Regions from separate parts of the Mus musculus genome. Here regions 2, 3 and 4 are each linked to region 1. The links are chromatin loops, found by intact Hi-C in ENCODE. Cell type or tissue: left cerebral cortex. All regions are shown on one strand. Links, peaks and the distances in the headings refer to the core of each region. The heading gives the core; the rest is flanking DNA.

Region 1 (5,414 bases), core at 131-5,130:
GATACAAGAAAGTAAAGTGATTCACTCAAAGGAAACTGAGGTCAGTTGGACAGATGGGCAGAGAAAAAGAAAGGTTTTAGCTGGAAAGATGGCTATTCCTTAGAATTAGAATGCAGATGAGAGCAAAGCTGTTCCAGTAGATATAATCTTCTCCCACATCTTTTCCTTTGCAGTGAAATCCCTGCTCTAGTTTTTCATTTATATTTCATAGTTGCAAAGTGATATGGGGCTTAGGTGAAGGAAATGGAAAATGATTTCATGTCAATCATTAAAGGTCAAAATGAGCTAGTTTGATAATGGAGAAAGTTTTCAGAGTCTGCCAAATGACCAATACAGGGGGTCTCTCACTTCTGGTAGCTAGCTGTAGATGCCATAGAAAACACTGCACAGACATTCTCCTGCTCAACAAGAACAGCACATTCATTGCTCATATTTTTCTTCCATTTGGTTCAGATAAATCAAGGTCTGATATCTCTTTACTATCATGATCAACTTCTCAAGGATCTTGTGAAATTCATTATGGAAGAAAAATCTAAAACATGGAGTTTTATATTCTCATCACATTAACATGTCTCTGGGATTCTAATAATGAGTAGTAATAAACTTCAAAGAGGTACTTAATTAATGTTCTAAGTTATTTCAGAAAAATTAAAACTATATTAAAATTTAAAATGGCTCATGTAATATCTTTCTTTTAAAAATTAAATTAACAATATTTCTGTATGTGTCATATGCAATCTGCCTGTTTTTTGGACACATTACTTTTGTCATGATAAAAATTTAACTTGCAAAAAAATTAACTTGCTTAATCTTAGATGAATACTCTTAATAAGATATTTAGCTGCTGTTCATTTTAGAGTAGACACATATCTCAATTGCTCACTGCATTTTACTGGCAGGCTAGAAAAGACAATAATTAAATATGTATTTGACCTCTGGTCTGAGACTTTACTGGGACTAAAAAATCTTAGATGCTGACATCTGGACTCATTTAATCAAACTCCCAAGTCATACCATTGTTTTGTGTCAAAGGAGACGAATATATAATACCTTTAATTTTGATAATGATATATTTATATATAATTAACCAGTCCTCTAAAACTATACACAAAGGAAACATGAAAACATTGTATCTGTTTAATATCCTGAAAATCTTAAATGGGGATATTTACAGAGGTTCTTATTACTGGTAGATAATTGCATCCTCACCATAGATTTGTAATATCTGTATTATGGCTGGAATCCTTTTAGCCTGACTCTGTTTTCATTGTGCTTAATTAGAAACTTATAAAATTTGTAATTGGGTAAACATTCATTTTTTCCCTGTGGAGATAAATGCCCATATATGAGACAGAGTATGAGAGAGCCAAACCTGTATACAAGTAGTTGCACACTACACAACAATAACAGTAACAGAAAGTCATTACAAAAGAGGACAGAGAATAAAAAGTTATTTTATAAGAAACCCCACACCTATAAATTAGCACCTTTAACTATCTGTCCATAATGGAAGAACCTGGACACACACTATTTCTTCAAGGCTGACATTACTAATGACATGAGAAACTCCTTAAAATGTTTGGGAAATAATCTTAAACAACAATTCTCACAAGCCAAATTAAAAGGAAACTTTTGGAAAGGAAATTTGTAACTCATCAAAGTATGTATATGAATGGAAGCCAACTGTACATCCATAGCAAATCCAATACTACACTTGATGAATAAAAATTGTACACAGCAGCCTAGAGAAACTGAAAGATACCCATGATTGCTTGAGGATCAACTACTTATAGGCTCTGAAGAACATTAATATGCATTGATTTCAGAATCAGTGCCTGCTGTAAGCCTACTGCTTACTGAATATATACATTTTTTATAGTACAATAAACACTCAGTGCTATTTCTTAAGAAAACTGTCTTTAGAATACTTATCTAGCAGCACTCCCTAAATGGCCATGTTGCTTAGAAGTGGGGTATGCAAGAGTCACCTAGGAATTCTCAAGTTCATTATCATCACTTTTTAAATGCCCAGAGCTGGCTTTGTAACTGCTGTGGTTGTGATAGGCTGAAGTCTTAAACACATGTCATTTAGTATTATGTACATTATCAAAATATATTGACCACAGTTAAATTAGTTTACAGAATATATGGCTCCAAGAAGGAATTTTCAAGAACCTCAAGTTATGCACTTGTGCTGTACAGTCTACTCATTTAATCAGTCTCTCTAATTCCCAACTTTTGGATCCTCAGAGTATTCATTCTTTTCAGATAATGGAACGTGCTAAGGAGAAAGCATAGTTCAGAGCCACACCTTTGAATCAATTGGAAAATACTGACCTCTAGTGTTCCAGAAGGTAGAGAAACTACCTCAGTAACAAAGGTCATTTCCTAACTAAAGCTCTTGGTCTGTCTTCTGTGAACCATGGGAAGACTTTCAAGGAGAAGGGGAAAAGAGATAACGGGAACCAAAGAGAAGGGGGAAAAGCCAGTTGAGAAAAATCAATTTACCTGACTTAAACTTGCCTCAATATATCCTCTAAAATAATTTACTAGCTTATCTCAACCTGATGTAGAGGATAGTCACTTTGGCCTTCCTTTATAACATAAACTTTAAGAAAATATTACAACTATGGATTGCGATATTTCTAATCTTTGGATCACAGAAACACTGACTGTACTTTGAATATCTATCCACTTGTGTTTCCTCTAGAACACAAGTTCTGGGACAAGATAATGTAAGGATTTAGGAATAGGGCAGAGGGGTCTTCTGTAGTAAGTCAGTTCACCTTTTATTTTTTAAATTGATACTGATACCACAACTTACAAAAGTAAAATAAAGTTGATCTTATCTGTATAATATTAGTTGATCTAATCTGAGGTTCATTTTAGGAATAGAAGATGAGAGAAAAAACCCAGAAACTTGAGGGACGGTAGTAAGCCATCCTTGCAAACAACACAGATGGCTTAATTGCATACTTTCTCATTTAGGAGTTCCCAGGGAAGGAAAAACTTCTCTTCCTCTGCTTAGAGAAGCAGCTGAGCAATTGAGCTTGAACCTCTCACAGCTTTAGTGAATTATTCAAGTTTGACAAACTTGATTCTTTAAATAAATAGTGCAGGTGGCAGATTTCTGGGAGTCAAACATTCCTGCCTATTAAATTCAGTGTTCTATGCTTGCTAAGGTGGAAATGTGGATAACATAATACATACTCATTCCTTCCTGGGCACAAGGATTTTGAGGGTGGGGTGTGCATTTTTTAAAGCACTCCCTCCTGTGATTGAGCAGCCATTGATTTCCTGGGGCAATTACATTTGGGCTACAATTCTTAGACCCAAACTCCCAAACCCTTTATATGAGTACTCATTGGTTAGAAAATGCCTACAGCAGTAGAGAGCTTGGTGCTAAGGATGGAAGTTAGGGTAGAAGTGTTCCGAAGGGCACATTGCAAATCGGTGGGAGCTGCAGTCCGCTGTTATCACCTTGCTCAGGCTCCTGAGTGTCTCTGCCCCTAGAGGCTTGTTCCTGGCCCGTGAATTCCTGGCTGAGATTAAGAACCATGAATACAGCAGGAAGTTAAGGGAAGTTTATGATTTAAAAAATAGGGCAGACAATCTAGCAGAGCAAGCTCATTAGAGCTCTGCTAACTTTTGGGGTGCTTGCAATAGTCGAACCACACTAGTTAGGGTTTTCACCCTGCTCTTTTCTTTTACCCAGAGCATATAGAGTCAGACAGTGGATAGTTATTCTCAGGAGCACCCTATCCCACCTCACCTTCCCGCCCCCAGCTCCAAGTACTCACAGTTTGTCGCTGTTAATCCTAAATGCCACAAGCCTGAGAGCACCAAAGTCAAAACGCTGTTCAGTCTTGGTACAGAATCCATTTCCCCCGAGTGAGCGATCTCTTCCAATAGAATCCCAAATTCGCAGGCACGAGCCTTGGCTTTTCTTTCTTTTCCTTTTTCTTTATTGCACTGTTCCCTCTCCTCTGCACAGCCTGACCCCCTCCCACCCCCTTGAGCCCCTCTTCTCCTTCACTCCATCCTGATCCTCAGAAGCTCTACCAAAAAAAAAAAACTGCAGCAGGGCTTCCTCTGAGATGCGAGCTGTGAGCTGCGATCGAGGTTTATAGTTCCTGCAACTGTCCCTTTCTGTGCTTGCCTTCCTCGCGTGCCTCGTCGTCTTCCGGATTCTCTTTTGTAAGGTTCAAGCTCCAGGGCAGCTCTTTGAGACCTGCTTTACCAATAGCCGAAAGCACCTCGTTCGGAAATGAGAGCTGGATTCAGCACCAGGGAAGCGGACAGCTCCTTATAGGCGCCTTGTGCGCAGCACCGCCCCCGGCTGAGCCAGCCACACACTGGTCCATAAAAGTGGCCTGGGCGGATCCTTGGTCGCTAGGATGTCCCTAGCAGAGGCTCTGCTGTGGCATGCTTTACCTACTTGCTGGTAAGCAAAGGAAAAGACTCTCTCTCTCTCTCTCTCTCTCTCTCTCTCTCTCTCTCTCTCTCTCTCTCTCTCTCTCTCTCTCTCTCTCTCCCTCTCTCTCCCTCTCTCCCTCTCTCCCTCTCTCTCCCCGTCTTTTCTATCCTTGCATTCCGAGCATCCCAGCATCCCTAAATACCCCTTCTCTTTCACCTCCTACCCAATTACAGGCATTTAAATCAGGTTTTCAAAGAATGCCTAAAGGTGTTGAAAGACAAAAGCCATAGTTCCTCCTAGGATTTTTCTCATAGAAAACTTGGTAATGACCTAACCTGATGCCTAATGCCTCTTTCTTTACTTCATAAGGGAGAGTCAAAGAAAGCATGAATTGTGTGTTCAATTTCCCTTGCAGGGTTGGATGATTGACCTGCAGGATTTTCTAATTGGGATTCCTGGTTGAGCCATTTAGGAATATGAGAGCTCCCAGATTTTCCGACCTTCTACATCTATTTCTCTCCTTGATTGCTGTTGGCACAGTTATTCCATAAGTACTGCAAGGTGATTGGTGCTGTGGATTCCAAATGAGATAAGGTGGTACCTTGGAATAAGAGAGAAATGTTTGAAAACAAATTTTAAAATGTAGGAGCTGGAGGATGAGTAGAGACAAGTGGGTGTGAGCCCATGGTTGGCTCTTAAAAGCTTTAGATCTAAAACAGAAAAGAGGTTGTGATTGCTTCCTCGGGGCTTTCCATTAGAGATCTTGATTCTGTAGCTTCTAGCATACATCTGGAACTCACTTGCTTTTCTATAGATCAACTTATTTTGTGTTTACTTGAAGCTGCCAGAAACCTGTCAAATGTTAACAAAACAAGGAGCCAGTAGTGATGTCTTTTCTGTGAAATTTACAAGCAAGTTAGAGTCTATAGACTCTACATCAGAGAAAGTTGATATCTCTCTCTCTCTCTCTCTCTCTCTCTCTCTCTCTCTCTCTCTC
Region 2 (5,414 bases), core at 266-5,265, 630 kb before region 1:
CAAGGAAAGTGATACAGGTCATTCACAGGCAGAACTCTCAGTCACTTGTGTAGAATCAAGTGACTGTATGGAAGTCAGAGCTGAAGGACAAACTGGGAAGGTGGAATAAGAAGTGATGTGTCAAGAAATATTTATCATTTTTAAGTAGATTAACTGTGAAAGCTTGCTAAGAAGATAATATTTATACAGAACTTCAAAATAGGGGAGGGAAAAGGGAAAACTACTGCACAGATTTACATATATGGAAACAAAACGTCCAAATGCTCTAAAGTTGACTTCATTTGACATCAAAACTTTAAATGACAAAATATATAAATATAAAAATGGGATTCATCAAGTTACATACTTTATTTTGCACAAATGGATCATGCCACCAGACAGAAAAACTGGTAAGGTTGAGTAAGATCAGGCCCTGAGAAATTCAGAATTGAGAAAGGCAGAAGTGGAGACATTCCATGCCTACTTCTTCCTGCTCTGGAACAGGTAACCAATGCACCCCAATGAGAGGAATATGACAGTCAGCCATGTAGGGAAAACACCTGGAGTCTTTCCCCCATGCAAATAGAGCATCATTAACATCTCAAACTGAGCCTATAGAAAACACCTACATCCTAAATCTCACCCCAGTCCTCAATGTTTATATATTCCCTGTCCACATGGAATAAAGGTGTAAGTTGTTTCACATAGGATCATTTGAGATCCCTGTTATACTGAGCAGTAATACTTTGTGAAGAGTTCTCTCTTCTGAAGCATTCATCTCTGGACCCTGGATCAGTCTGGCAGGCCATACTCATGCTGCTGCTGACCCTGCCTCTGTCACAATGGACCTTGGCTACCTGTCCTGCGTAGGTCATACAAACACCTGATTCACTTCTTTTTATTATTATTATTATTACATATTTTCCTCAATTACATTTCCAATGCTATCCCAAAAGTCCCACACACCCTCCCCCCTCCACTTCCCTACCCACCCATTCCCATTTTTGGCCCTGGCATTCCCCTGATTCACTTCTAAGAGCTGTATCACTTCAGGCTTTCTCAGCTAGACCAAGACCAAATGGCACATACTCATTCAGGTTTTGCTTTACAGTTTGGACAGACAGAAGACAACATTTTATATCAAGGTTAATATTAGTTAAGTGAAAAGAAGCCTATATAATGGAAAAGAATATTGGCAGTCACTATGTATCTGATGTATCTAGTAGCTAGTGTAAGTTTTGTGTGTGTGTGTGTATGTGCCCGCCTACGTGTGTTGCATCCCAATAAAATGGCAAATGAGTTTAGAGAAAGCATACAATTTGAAGAGACAATTCTCTAAAAAAAAACATGTACAGATGGCTGACAAGCACATGAAAATATCTCATTAGATATTAAAGAGAAAATGTTTGAAAAATCACATCAAATCCATTGCTACTTTCAAAAAATGTAAAGATAGGTGTTAGTGAGAACCTAGGGAGACAGGGTACATACAGAAGACCTCAGGAGCTACTCGTCTTCCATCACTACAAGGAGCCTCAGGAGTCTAAAGTTGGGAAGAAAAAAAACACTGCCTTACAGGTTGAGAATAAACCATTAAGGCTGGGGAGATGGCACAGTGGGTAAATTTCTTGCTGTTTGAGAACCTCATCCACTCCCAATTCGCATCCAGGTGTGGTACTGCAACCCTGTAATAACAGAAAGAAGAATCCCAGGTCTCACTAAACATCTAGTTTGACTGAATAGTTTCTGATTCAGTTAGAGTTAATCTCAAAAAAATCAAGGCAGAAATTCACTGAGAACACATAACATTCACCTTTCCTTCTACTTTTGTGAAAGCTAAAATTATATTTTAAGTTTTAATCACTGGGCTTAAGAGATCCATAAAACAAAAATGCCTCTAATTTGTAAGCTCAGTTGCCAATGGACAGATACTTCATGAAATCCAGAAGGCTATTGTCTACATGACAAGCTACATGTATTCACTCCCCTAAACAAGTTGATTTGAGACAACTGCACCAGCTGTGCTTGATCACATGTTACATGGGTGGTATGCAGGCAGGAAGTATGTCAGGATATATGTTTGCCCCTGCTAGGAAATACATAGCCTTATGAATTTGTCTTTACAACCCTTTGGAAAATGTGACTTGTCTCTATTTTTTGGGAACCCAGGAATGGACATGGCCAGACTCCACCATACTGGCCAGTATTTTATTAAGCTTGTTTTCAAATTTGGCTCAGAGCTGTGGGAGCGGTCTTAATCTTTCCCTGTGTTATTAACAGCATTCATAAAGACAAGTGTACCTTACCTAATCTCTCTCTCTCTCTCTCTCTCTCTCTCTCCCTCTCATACACACACACATACACAGACAGACAGACACACCACACACACACACACACACACACACACACACACACAGAATATACTTAATTATTATGTTTCATAAGAAAGAAAGAGGCTTCTTAGGTCTGGGAGGTGTTTAAAGTCATAGTGAGAAAAGGGAAATTTATGCTTAATCTGAGGCCATCCCATAGGATTGTGATGATTGACGTGCAGATATGAGAAAGAGAAGATCAAGGACAACTGTAAGGTTTAAGCCTAGGTATCTGGAAAGGTGAAGCTGCTACTTACAGAGTTAGAAAACAATGCTGCACCACTCTCTGTGCCATCTCCCCAGCCTTAATGGTTTATTTCAACCTGTAAGGCACTTCAGGAAAATGGCATGGCTTTTGAAAACTATAAGGCCGGGAGGGTTGTGGATAGAAGAATTTCACTAAGAAAAGGGAACGTAAGTGGATATGTAAATTTAAGAAATTCTAGCACTATAATTTTAATTGATAATTGTAATGGTAATTGAAAGACATTCCCCAGACATAAAGGCCTTATGCCATAACTAATCTTGATGTCAATTTAATGGGATTTAGAGTCAACAAGGAGACAAATGTCTGGGCAGGACTGTGAGGGAATTGCTAAATTAGATTAATTGAAATAAAAAGAGCTGGCCTACCAGTGGGTGGCAGCATTCCATGGGCTAGGGCCCCTGAACTCAACAGAAAGGGGAAAGTGAGCTAAGCACCTGCATTTATGTTTCTCTAATTCCTACTTGGAGCTGTCTTAACTCCTGTTGCCAGTCCTTCCCAGATTGGTGGACTGACCCTTCACTCTGTAAGCCAAAGTAAATGCCTTTCTTAAGTTGACCCTGTTGTGTTCTGAGTGCAGTGACAAGGAAAACAATTACTAGGTGAAGGTATTAGCCATGAACTAATACCTAGTATATCCACACATTTTTTATGGAATGAGAAAAGAAATAATCAAATATAAAGGCAATGAGAGATCAGAGAGAAATATGAGCCTAAAAACCTGGAAGTCACCAAACAAAGCATATAGCTCACACCTTGGGCAACGACAAACTATTTCAAAGGGTTGATATCAATACATGATCTCCTAATCCCTTTTTTCTATCCCTTCCTTCCTTCCTTCCTTCCTTCCTTCCTTCTTTTCTTCTTTCCTTCTTTTCATCTCTGTCCCTCCTTCCTTCCTTCCTTCTTCCTTATTTCCCCCTTCCCTTCTTTTTTTCATGATTTCTCTGTTTAATAATTATTTCATTTTAAGCCATCCTGTTCATTTGCATGTGCTTCCGTGCATTCATGCATATGTACGGTTGTGATTCTTATAGAGCTAATAGTATAGGCAGCTTGTGAACCTCCAGATATGGGTGCTTGGAACTAAATCTGGATTCTCTTCAAAAACACTATATATTAATATTTGCTGAGCCACCTCTCTGGCTCCTTTCTTCCTCAACCCCACACTGTCTTTCTGATACTGGAGTATTTAGTTTCATTTTAAACAAATAGGAATGGAATCTTGAGAACAATTTTATTATATTTTAAAAGAAAAACCCAGAGCATGAATAGTGTAAATCTCCTCAGCTTCCTCAGGGAGGATAATGAAGGGCACTCAGACCTCTTTCTTACCTTCTTCTAATAAATCAGTACAATCAGTTTTCTCTGTGGCCCTCAATACCTCTGGAATATGTCTTATTAAACCATTGCCCCTAAACTCCTCAATTTGTTGCTTAATACCTCAGCTGCTAAGGGTTTGCCCCTCTCTTAGTGGGTGTCCCCAGGAAGAACTGCAAAGTGAATTCCTTCTCGTGCTGGAACTCCTAGGCTGAGGCTTGGGGAGTACCACTGTTATCCAGAGTGGTCAGACTAAATGCAAGACATAATTTAGCTAATGGGCATAGAGTTCTAATGGTTGTGCATAAACTGAAGCAGGAAAACAATCTGTCATATCCATTTAACCTTTATAAAAGTGTCTCTTTATAGTAATGGCCTCTCAAGTTTAGTATGAAGGAAAAGCTCATATTGTATCATTTGATAAGCAACCCTATCACATTTCCCCTGCAGCATACATTTGTTGATAATTTCTCATCCTTTAGGTCTCTACCCAAGAATTACTTTGAGCAGCTAAGCAAACTGTCTTAAGGATACAGTGCTTCCCAATCTCTTTCTGGTGGGATGAGAGAGATAAGCAGAAACAATGACCACTGTTGATCCCTCATGAGCATTGGTGCCATTTTCAGTATTAGATTTGCATTAAATGGTGCTAGAAGAAAAAAAAAATGAAGAAAGAGACGACATAGAAATGGCTGCTGCTTAAAGAATGGAGCCTCAGGGAGTGCTTTCTATGCACTTTTAATGTTAATGGAGTAGAACTGCTCCATCCTCTTAATTAGAATCATAACTCTTAACGTCTAGGTAAACTGTGTATTCAAGCATGCCTGAGGATTGAAATGAATTTAGCATTGCCCATGCATGAAAGAATGCATGTACCATAGCCCAGAGTACGGATATATGACCAGAGGTGGCCCTTATGCTTACCTCCACTGAAATCATAACAGGGCATAATGGTGACCCAGATACTTAACATGAAACAACTGAAGCCCAGTAGCCAAAGATCTCATCTGCCAGCTCTGAGAGACATGGTATCTCTCAGACACTTGAGACGTGACTATCCAGTTGTGATAAGAAATCTGCCATCCAGAGGACAGAAGGGAGGATAGAGGAGTTCTTATAGGCATCACAGAGCAAGTATCAGCAAGAATGGAAACTCAATTGTTCATTAATCAACACCAGAATGTTCTCAGCTGACCCCATTGAAGAGTATTAGAAACATCTCCAGCCCAAATCAGTTATTTCCATTTCTTCAGATTAGTATTCTCCAGCTACAAAGATCCTTAAATTACTTCATAATACCAGAGAACGTCTCCAAACTCTCCAGTCATTTTAGAGATATTTCCTTTCATTTCTTCTCAGATACTACCTTCTTGTAATAAAATGTATCCATCAGTGACTTAACACATTCTAAGGTCTAAGTTATCCTTAATAACCCAAACTTGTGTTGTGGGCTAGTTTTCTATCAACTTAACACTGTT
Region 3 (5,414 bases), core at 84-5,083, 620 kb before region 1:
TAGCTGATGGAACATACTCACAGTAGGAAGCTTGAGGACTTTATTCTGTACGGACACTGTACAGTATGGCATACAGTGAGGAGGCCCTCATTGACCTAGGTTTTTGTGACTGAGCATTTTGTTAGGACAGGTTTCTGAGCATGAGGGAAAATGTGTCCTCAGAGATCCATACTGTAATTTTGTGCAAATTCACAGATATGCAAAAATATGGACAAGACAAACAGGTAACACAATCCATCTGGTATTAAGTGGGATGCTTGTAAGAATCAAATAAAAAATGCAGTGTTTTTCTCTGTTTCTCTGTCTCTCTGTCTTTGTCTCTCTGTTTCTGTATGTCTCTCTCTCTGTGTGTGTGTGTGTGTGTGTGTGTGTGTGTGTGTGTGAATGTGGCATGTGCCTCCATGCATGCATGTTTATGCCCATGTGAGTAAACACAAGCATGCCCTAGCCACTTTTGTGGTCCAAGAACAATGGGTGTCAGTCCTTGATTTTGCTATGAATAAGACCTCTTAGTTGTTAACCTCGGAGTTTGCCCATGCATCACTGGAAATTCTCTCAACTCCACATTCTGTCTTGCTAAAGGAACACTAGATACACACTGCTGAGTCCAGTCTCCTCTGAGTGCTAAGGAGCCAATGCTAAATCTTCACTCTGGCACAGCAAGAACTTTATCCACAAAGCCATCTGCTCAGCACTTGTCTATTATTTTTGTAAGCTATATATCATCATACATATATGAAGGCAGGTTTAGATATGCTGTCATATCTCTATGAACAAATAAAAATAATTTTGAAAATTCCTTTTGCCTTTCTAAGAATGTAAATAAAAAGACGTGGGTTTTTGAAGAAAAAAAATAATTATAAATATGTTGACAAGTCTTAGAGATTGACCAATCAATTTTCACTGAGATGAACATCAGACGTTACAGAGCAGGGGTAGAAGATATGATATGAGGTGATCATTGTACAGCAAATAGATAAGGGGTAAACTTGTTTTTGTATTGCTTTTATTATCTTAGGGGACTGTTTTAAAAATAAATTTTATTTTCATATACTATATTCCAATAATTTCCCCTCCCTTATGTACACCTAGATCTTTCCTTGCTCTTTATCCTTCCATCTCTAAGTCTTCTTTTTCTCTCTTCTAAGAAAACAGACAGAAAAAAAGTGGATAAACAAGTAAGAATGAAACGAAATGAATAATCTAAACAAAGCAGAACAAAACAGAGCATAAGAAATGCGTGTGTGAGCACATGTGTGCATGCACACACACACACACACGTACACGCACATGCACACATAAAACACAAAATTGAAAGCTATAATATACAACCATAAGTACAGTAAAGTTTTAAAAAGTCTCCAATATACAATTAAGTACAATTTTTTGTGTTGGTATCTGCTGCTAGGAGTGGAGCCTGCCCTTAAGGGTGGTTTGAATACCTACAGAGTTAGGAGTCAGCTTATTGAGTTGCTTCCCCTACCCAGTGTTGGAAACCCCTACCAGTAGGAAAAGAGAAAACAATACTGCTGAGGCTGAGTTTAACTCTGACTTCAGCTCAAGAATGGCCTAGAGACCATTCTTATGACAGTTTGGCAAATGCGGCTGCTGCCTGCCCTTGTCCAAAAAAGTCTGCATGAGGCTTAATTAAGAGGTATGGATTAATAGCTTTGGCAGAGGCAATTTTCAGACAGACTAGTCTTAAGTGTGCTGTTGGTTATCAGTGGCCACAATTCTGTAGCTCTTAAATGAAAAGAACAAGCTGAACAAGGGACAATATATAAAAATATACAGTTTGAAGAGAAAGGGACAACAGGACGTTTAAAGGAGCTGAGTCCTGTGTTTAAGGAAATTTACAGATTAAAGAAAATCTTCACGCTGAATGGAATAAGGGATCTCTTGTCAATACCCCACCAAGGGAAGCATACATCTTGTGAAAAAGATTTAAAGAAAATCTTAAGAGTACCATGTGGTGATGCACTCCTTTAATCCCAGTGCTCAGAAGGCAGAGACAGGAAGTTTCCAGAGTTCAAGGCCAGCCTGGATTACTGAGCAAGATCCTGGACAGCCATGCTTAGGTAGTAGAAAGCAAAAAGCTGGTGAAAATGTAATTGAATGAGGGGGCATATGTTTTAAGCCCAGAAAGCAACAGTTTAGCAGGTTTTCTTACTTGGCTCTGGTTTTAGAGTTAAGGATGTAAGAAAGGAGTAATGGAGATTAAGTTATTTCTCTCCGTAACTAAGGAAAGAAGATGAAGCCAGGGATGTGACAGGAGAATCCCAGCATGAAGGCTCACAGAGGCCATTATGTGAATCTGTGAAGTTGAACCCTGGATTGCTTTGGAAATCCCACGATGTTGGAAATGTCAGAGCTGTGGGATGCCTGCCAAGAAAAGCTGTAGACTCAGTGTGGAACCAGTCCAAGTGAAAGAAATGTGTTGCATTCAACAAAACTGAACGGAGTTGAAGATATGAAAAGTGCTTTGATAATATGCATAGAGATGCAGAATTCAGAGTTTGCCCAACTGGTTTTCAGTCTTACTTTGATCCCATATTTCTTCATTTTACACTCTTTCCTCCCTTTGGAATGAGAATCTATATCCTTTGTCAAATATATTGAACATATATGATCTGCTTTTCATTTTGATTTTATAGGGGATAACAGGTAAGATATTGCATGGGTTTCAAAAGTGAAATTTGAACTTTAAACAACACTGATACTTCTGATAGTCTCTGGGATTTTGAATTTGGACTAAATGTATTTTGCATTATGATATGGCTCGAAGCCAATGGGCAAATGGAGAATGGAATGTGGTGGTTTAATAAAAATGGCTCCCATAGGCCAATAGACAGTGATACTCTAGGTGATATGGCCTAGTTCAAGAAACTGTGTCAATGCGGGTAGGTTCTGATTTTCAGAAGCTTGGTGTACCTCTCTCTTATGGCTGCCTGTGAATACTGATTTTGAACTCTTCGTTCCTCTAGCACTGTGTCTGCCTGAATACTTCCAAGGTGCCCATGATGAAGATAATCAGCTATACCTTTGAACTCTAAGCTAGCCTTAGAATAGTATTTGGTTATCTTCTGGCCCTGTGGCTTATTTAATCCCAGATTATTGATCAACAAGTCAATGTCTGGGATGGGTTCCATCTCATGGAGTAAACCTTAAATCTAATAAATAGTAGCTGGTTGCTTCTATAACATTTATGATGCTGTTGCAACAGTGTATCATGTAGGCATATCACTATGGTAGATTACAGGGTTTGTAGCTTGGTTGGTGTTTACCTTTCTCCTTTGGTAGTATGCACAGTACCTTTAACTATCATGAAAATTAATCAGTACAGGTAAAGAATTTAAGCTCAACTTTTCCATGTTCATCAACATATATAGGTGTTGTCCTCAACAAAAGGCCCTTATTCTCAGTTTATGTGGAGCAATCAATAGCCATGGTAATAGCCAGAGTTGTTTATGGGTTTCCATAGGGCCCCTTTGACCAACAACTCAATTAAATGCAACCTATTTTTGTCATTAGAGTTTTACTTGGTGATAAGAGGTATCAAGTTGGTGTGCTGTCTTCCTTGTTATTTAGTGATTTCATTTAGGTTTCATTCAAAAATGTGTATATTTTATTTAATGTAGTAAATTTCTATACTATCACTCAAATTGCCCTTACTGTTAGCATTACCTTCCCATATTCTCTCCCTTACACTCCATCTAAAGTTCCAATGGTTAGCTATGATTGCCAGTTTGACTGGGTTAGGAAATACCAAGGACATTAGTGAGGCTCACTTCTGTGTGTGCCTATGAGAGAATTTATAGGGAGAATTAACTGACAGGTAAAGATCCATGCTACATGTGGTTGACAAAATCACATGAATCAATTAGCCTTGGACTAATTGAAAGATACAAAGAATCTAATAAAAGACTTCTGGCATTCTCCTCCCTCTGCTTTTAGGTCTCTGAATATGTTAGCAAGGAGCCTTATGCTCCATTTCCACTGCTATTCTTCCTGCTTTATTTTCTCAACCCATGAGCCTTCTTTCATTTAATTACTTCTGGTCATTGTTTTCAGCTACAGAGTGTTCATATGCAGAGACAATATAACTAACACCATAAGAAATATTCCCCTTGCATTTATAGTAGTAATAATTATTAAATATTTTATAGTGCTTGGGATTGAGCCCATGGCCACATACAAGGCAGTCAAGTGTTCTATCACTAAGCTGCACTTTTTTCTCTATTTTCCTAAGTAATATTGACCTGTGACAGCAGTAGACACAAAATCTTCTTGATCTTCCATTATTTCTATATGGAAATTGTCTTTGGGACTTAGGCAGGGGCTTGAAAGAAGCAAACACATTAATTACTACAGGAGTACATACCAAGTGTCATTGGCTGCAGTGCCTCAAAAAACAAGGGTTTTACGCTCTATTTCCCCAACATATTAGTTCTTTACTGTCACAAGAAAGTAATAAACTCTCTCATGACTTTTCACTCAGATTGTTTGGTTAGTATAGAGGCATGAGAGCCATGTTAGAAAAAAAAAAGACACTTGGGGAACATGAAATATATTCTCTATTGCTAAAAAGGAGAAACTTGAGACTCATAAAATGTAAGTTACTTGCTAAAGATCACAGAGAGTCCTTGACAAAGACTCATAGGCCAGCAGTTTTTATATTGTTAAGTGGCTGTCTGCCTGTGAGCATTCTGGCAGCATGCTTGGCCAAATACATTTGCTCGGTCACTGCTCTGTTCTACATCACACACATTAGATAACTGATACTTATCAATGAAGAAGGAATATCTTACTTATTCAACAACTACTCATAAAGTCTCTCAGAATCAAGTATGATTCTAGGCATTTGGGGGTAAAAATAACTGAGATAACAGAAGTGTCCTCTGGATCTTATATTAATCAGGGAAGAAAGAACATCAATAAATAAATGGGAAGAACAAGTCTGTAATGGTCTACACAGACTATAAACTTAGGATAAAGCTGTGAAAGGTAATAGAACAGACTTTACAGTTATATATAAAATTCAAGGTAAGGGCTATAGAACCAAAGATATCCAAGTCCAGAAATAAAAATAGAACTTGTAAGAAGACTGAACTTACTGCATTGGTGGAATGAATAAACTCATCTTTGTAAGAGAGAGACAGAAATGAGGCAATGCAGGGTGGGGTGGAGGGAGAATGGGCCAACAGTGTCTCCGTTGCAGACCTTATAGAAAGAGTCAAGGTTTTACTTGCAAGGCATAGGGAACGTTCTAAAGCCCAATTTAATAACATTATTTTGAAAGTAGCATTTGTGTGCAAGGCTGGAGGATATAGATTGGTACAAGAAATGAAGGAAGTGAACTGTACTAGACCAGTATGGGGAGAGGAGAGAGCTGTAAGTCGGTTTGTATCGGTGAA
Region 4 (5,414 bases), core at 206-5,205, 790 kb before region 1:
GACAAAGAACATGTGTCCTTAGTAAGACAGCCCACACACTATCACAGATGGATGCATCTAGGCCAGGAGACAGAACTGTTCAGAAGCCCCAAATTCCTGCTCAGTCCCTTATTGTTGCTAACATTCTAGGTTAACTAACCCTTTGCCTTAAAATAGCAGAGACTGAGTTAGCAAGATTTAAAATTTACAACAAATTGGATCTTGGAAAATGTGACACTTTTACTGATATTTCCTATTAACATTGGAAGATTACTCAAGTTAAATTGTTGCAAATATTGGACACATGTTTTAATTGCTTAATTGGACTAGGTAAGAACATCTAATTTAATAAAACAAAGAGTAATGTAGAATAAAGTTGAGGGTGTCTTTGAGCCTACAACACATAGAGAACACAACCACCTAAATGGAAATACGATTTTAATTAGATATTTTCTTTATTTACATTTTAGATATTAATCCATATCCCCGTTTTTCCCCAGAAACCCCCATCTGATTCCTCCTCAGCTTGCTTCTATGAGGGTGTCCCTCCACCCATGTACCCACTCCAATCTTCCCACCCTTCCCCTACACAGGCATAGAGTCTTCACAAGACCAAGGGCCTATCCTCCCATTGTGGTCCGCCAAGGCCATCCTCTGCTATATATGCTATTGGAGCCATGGGTCCCTCCATGCTTACTCTTGGGTTGGTGGTTTAGTCCCTGGGATCTCTGGGGGATCTGGTTGGTTGATATTGTGGTTCTTCCTATGGGGTTGCAAACCCCTTCAGCTCCTTCAGTCTGTTCTCTAATTCCTCCATTGGGGACCCCATGCTCAGTCCAATGGTTGGCTGACAGCATCTGCCTCTGTATTTGTGAGACCCCGGATGAACCTCTCAGTAGACAGCCATATCAGGCTTCCATCAGCAAGCACTTCCCAGCATCCGCAGTAGAATCCAGGTTTGGCAACTGTATATGGGATGCATCCCCAGGTGGGGCAATCTCTAGATGGCCTTTCCTTCAGTCTCTGCTCCACACTTTGTCTCCACATTCCTCCCATGAGTATTTTGTTCCCTCTTCTAAGAAGGATCAAAGTATCCACACTTAGTCTTTCTTCGTCTTGAGATTCATGTGGTCTGTGAATTGTATCTTGGTTATTACTAGCTTTGGGTCTAATATCCACTTATCAGTTAGTGCATACCATGTGTGTTCTTTTGTGATTGGGTTACCTCACACAGGATGATATTTTCTAGTTCCAGCCATTTGCCCAAGAATTTTATCAAGTCATTGTTTTTAATAGCTGAGTAGTACTCTATTGTGTAAACGTACCACAATTTCTTTATCTATTCCTCTGTTGAAGGACATCTGGGTTCTTTCCAGCTTCCGGTTATTAAAAACAAGGCTGCTATGAACACAGTGGAGCATGTGTACTTGTTATATATTGGAGAATCTTTTGGGTATATACCCAGGAGTGGTATAGCTGGGATCTGAGGTAATACTATGTTCAATTTTCTGAGGAACCACCAGACTGATTTCCAGAGTGTTTGTACCAGCTTGAGATCCCACCAACAATGGAGGAGTGTTCATCTTTCTCTACATCCTCGCCAGCATCTGCTGTCACCTGAATTTTTGATCTTAGCCATTCTGACTGGTGTGAGGTGGAAAATGAACCCACACACCTATGGTCACTTGATTTTTGACAAGGGAGCTAAAACCATCCAGTGGAATAAAGACAGCATTTTCAACAAGTGGTGCTGGCACAACTGGAAGTTATCATGTAGAAGAATGCAAATTGATCCATTCCTATCTCCTTATACTAAGGTCAAATCTAAGTGGATCAAGGAACTCCACATAAAACCAGAGATAGTGAAACTTATAGAGGATAAAGTGGGGAAAAGCCTCGAAGATATGGGAACAGGGGAAAAATTCCTGATTAGAACAGCAATGGCTTATGCTGTAAGATTGATAATTGACAAACCGGACCTCATAAAATTGCAAAGCTTCTGTAAGGTAAAAGACACAGTCAATAAGACAAAAAGGCCACCAACAGATTGGGAAAGGATCTTTACCTACCCTAAATCAGATAAGGGACTAATATCAATATATATAAAGAACTTAAGAAGGTGGACTCCAGAAAATCTAATAACCCCATTAAAAAATGGGGCTCAGAGCTAAACAAAGAATTCTCACCTGAGGAATACCGAATGGCTGAGAAGCACTTGAAAAAATGTTCAGCATCCTTAATCATCAAGGAAATGAAAATCAAAACAATCCTGAGATTCCACCTCACACCAGTCAGAATGGCTAAGATCAAAATTTCAGGTGACAGCAGATGCTGGCGAGGATGTGGAGAAAGAGGAACACTCCTCCGTTGTTGGTGGGATTGCAAGCCTGTACAACTACTCTGTAAATCAGTATTATATTCTTTCCTGTCTGTCTCTCAACCTTTTCTAGATCCTTCCAACCTCTGTATTTTTACTAATTAATTCATTCATTCTCTCTCTTCCTCTCATAAAGATATAAACAAAAATAAAAGAAGACAAACTGAAAAAAGAAAACCAAAAAGACAACCCCACCCCTAAACTAAATAAATTGAAAAGCACATATCACACACATCCACACACATTCACTCACACACAGCACAACATGGAGTCAGTTTTGTTTTGCTAAACTATACTGAACATGGAATCTGCCTGAATGTGTTTGATATACCCAGTGACACTACATTGAAAAAAATTAATTTTCTCTTTCCCAGAATGCTTCAATTGTAAATAGCTTCTTAGTTAAGACAGAGAATTGATGTCTCTTTCCTCTCTCAGTGCTAAGGTTTTGTGTGCTTTGAACCTGCACAGGCATTGTATTTGTTGGCTCAGTCTCTGTGGGAAAGGTATTGAGGATACCATTATCCTTCAGCAACATGCACAATACCTTCCAGTACCATGAATGCTAGTTATGGTGCTGATTCCAACTGGGCACTAGGGGGCGCTCTCTGCTTTCTATGACCTAAGAAAATGTGGATATGTGCATCAGTCTTGGTGTGTCTCAGAGACATTGTTTCCTTGGAATCATCTCACTTCTGGCACTCACAATCTTTCTGCCGACAATGGAAACTGGTTGTAAGACCAAGGAACAAGACCTCTGCCAGCACCTAAGGGTGGTTGGACAGAACATTCTCAGCAGAGGATTCTTTGAGTCCACAAACCAGGTGATGCCTGTATTTCACTCATGTAAAATCCAGAAACCCAAGTAAATTCTGCTTAGATGCAACATTAGTTATCTTCTTCATTGAGGAGACGAAATATCTGACTCAAAATTCAAAGAAGGATTTATTTTGATTTACAGGCTAATAGGGCATCTGCTCTAAGAGGGGACTCAATGCACCAAAGAGGCTCATGTCTCTGTCCTCAGCCAGAAAAAGGAGAGAGGTGGATGCTTGTGCTCAGCTTGCATTCATTCTTCTTTGCATAGAAAGCACATGAGTGATGCACCGGCATTTTGAATAAAACTGCCAAAATCATTAATCTAGTCTAGAAAGTTTCTCACATACATGCCCAAAGACATGTTTTCATCAAGTTTCCAATCAAAACTGAGCACTTGCTGTGTGGCACTTTTTACTCTGGTCGTAACAAGATGCCATCTAAGAACCACACGTCTTAGAATCCATTGCCACGACAGCAGTACAATCCAATGGCAACTAAGTCCATAATAATGTTAATAGATATAGTAACACTTCTTAGAAGATGGAGGACTAAAGAGTTACAAAAGCCTCACCTATGATTTCACATCTTGTTCATTTGCCTTCACCCATCTGATGAGTGCTGTTAGGAGGAGATACTAGAGTATATACAAATAGGAGGTTGAATTAAAAGCAAGGCTTCATGGTGTAATTTCTTTGTAATTTCTTTCCATTTAAGGTGGATTGACTTCGTGGTGATACAACAACTTGGTGGGGGGACTTTGTGATGATGCAACTGTTTAGGGGTCATTCATACTTCTCCTCTGTACACGAGCCTTAAAAAGTCATTTGTCTATCAAGATAGACTTTTGTGTAATTGCACTTTGGTTTGTTGGTGCCCATCTGGAGTGAAAATGTGTTTGCATCTTCACAGAAAAAAATGTAATGTAACACCATCAAGTTATCAACTGTGTGATATCATAACAGATACTTGACAGATGGTTTAACATCCTTTTTAAATAATGCATCTCCAGAGTGACAACTTTGCCAAACATAGACCATGCAAATCACAGATTCTGGTTATATAATCTTAACTTTCTGGAGTCTCCTTACCCTTGTGTGCCCTTTGTTTATTACTCATATCAAAAAAAAAAAAAATAGAAAAGCAGTGGAAGAAAATGAGGGTGGGCACTTTACTGATGGAGAAAAAAAAAGGGCATTAGGGTGGGGCTTCAAATATTTAGGGATGCTATTTCAGGGATGTATTTTTCATATATGCATCTAAAGCACTTGGAGCATTCCCAGCCAGGATGCACTCTAGTTGTAAGTCAAAACCTTACAACATGGTCACTTAGCAGGAAAATATGTCAGAGACAGTACACCTGCAGGCATGAGGAGAAAGCTGGCCCACTCAGGGGAAATAAGTTTCCAATAGCCTCTTTCTGTTCCTTTTCACTCTGTCCTTGATTTATTGGGTTTGTTCCACTCTGCCAGGACAAAAGCTTTAGTTTTCAGCATGAAATGATATTTCAGACGCCACTAAATATAACTATAAGACAAGGGCAGCCAACAAAATTAAACTTTGAGCACAGAGAAGGGCTGTTATTTAAAGCTGGGGAGAGATTATGGGAGGATTATGACTTTATCAAAAATATTTCAGCTATGAAATGAACACTGTGGTTTTTGGCACCTTTGGCAGTATGCTAATGTATCTCCCACCTTACAAAGGACTTAGACTCTTATTGCCAATTTATTGAGAAGCTTGACAAATATCAGTGGCCTCTGTGACAGGACATCCAGGCTTACTTAGCTCCACAGCTAGGAGAGCTGGGAGTCAGGATCCCAGCTGTTTCTGCGAGTTTTATTGCTCTGCTTTCATTTCAATGATCTACTTGAATGCCCAATTTGATGTCCTGTATCTTTTCAGAGCTCATCCCTGAAGTGGGGATGGAAACACATACCCAAAACTGATGTATTACCTTAAGAAGGCATGATATTTCCTTCTTCTCTTTTCCTATAATGTAGTAAATTTCATGGACTTTAAATTGTCTCATTTTAAAGTATTTTTTTTGTGTGTGTGTGTGTATGTGTGTGTGTGTGCAGAGGCACATACAGATCACAGTAGATGTACAAAATTCAGAGGACATTCTCAGTTCTGGGTCATTGTATTTTATACTCTTTGAGATAGAATCTCTTGCCCTATGGTGCATTTATTTGGTAAGCATGTCTGTGAGCTTCCAGGGATTCTTCTGTGTTCAATGCTC

Evidence for each region. Peaks named below come from ENCODE experiments on the same cell type or tissue, not always from the same donor. Only the 100,000 strongest peaks of a DNase experiment are listed, where the experiment ranks them.
Region 2: a loop joins it to region 1, with 2.2 times the contacts of the local background. A loop is called at or near these places in 3 of 42 quality-filtered maps.
Region 3: it touches region 1 in a loop (2.6-fold over the local background); 3 of 42 quality-filtered maps call a loop at or near these places.
Region 4: it touches region 1 in a loop (8-fold over the local background); 3 of 42 quality-filtered maps call a loop at or near these places.

What each region holds. Positions count from the first base shown.
Region 1 is chr1:115,683,605-115,689,018 of GRCm38, reverse strand. Cntnap5a (contactin associated protein-like 5A) reads right to left here and starts at 4,282. Exons shown (of 24, transcript NM_001371013.1): 1 at 3,801-4,282. The coding sequence starts at 3,882. It overlaps LOC108167704 (a long non-coding RNA gene), which reads left to right and starts at 4,073. Exons shown (of 5, transcript XR_001779333.2): 1 at 4,073-4,444. In left cerebral cortex, for the core only: CTCF peaks have their summits at 2,352 (motif pointing left) and 3,516; DNase peaks (open chromatin) are centred at 3,372, 3,420, 3,829, 4,284 and 3 more places; H3K4me3 peaks cover 4,770 bases; H3K27ac peaks cover 1,095 bases.
Region 2 is chr1:116,311,023-116,316,436 of GRCm38, reverse strand. All of the region lies in intron 13 of Cntnap5a (contactin associated protein-like 5A), which reads right to left. Among named protein-coding and RNA genes, the nearest start is that of Cntnap5a, 630 kb to the right of the region's middle. In left cerebral cortex, for the core only: a CTCF peak has its summit at 2,988 (motif pointing right); a DNase peak (open chromatin) is centred at 3,037.
Region 3 is chr1:116,303,705-116,309,118 of GRCm38, reverse strand. The region is part of intron 13 of Cntnap5a (contactin associated protein-like 5A); the gene reads right to left. Among named protein-coding and RNA genes, the nearest start is that of Cntnap5a, 620 kb to the right of the region's middle. In left cerebral cortex, for the core only: no CTCF peak of the experiment used is centred there; a DNase peak (open chromatin) is centred at 2,383.
Region 4 is chr1:116,475,444-116,480,857 of GRCm38, reverse strand. All of the region lies in intron 19 of Cntnap5a (contactin associated protein-like 5A), which reads right to left. Among named protein-coding and RNA genes, the nearest start is that of Cntnap5a, 790 kb to the right of the region's middle. In left cerebral cortex, for the core only: a CTCF peak has its summit at 2,951 (motif pointing right); DNase peaks (open chromatin) are centred at 2,960, 4,137 and 4,658.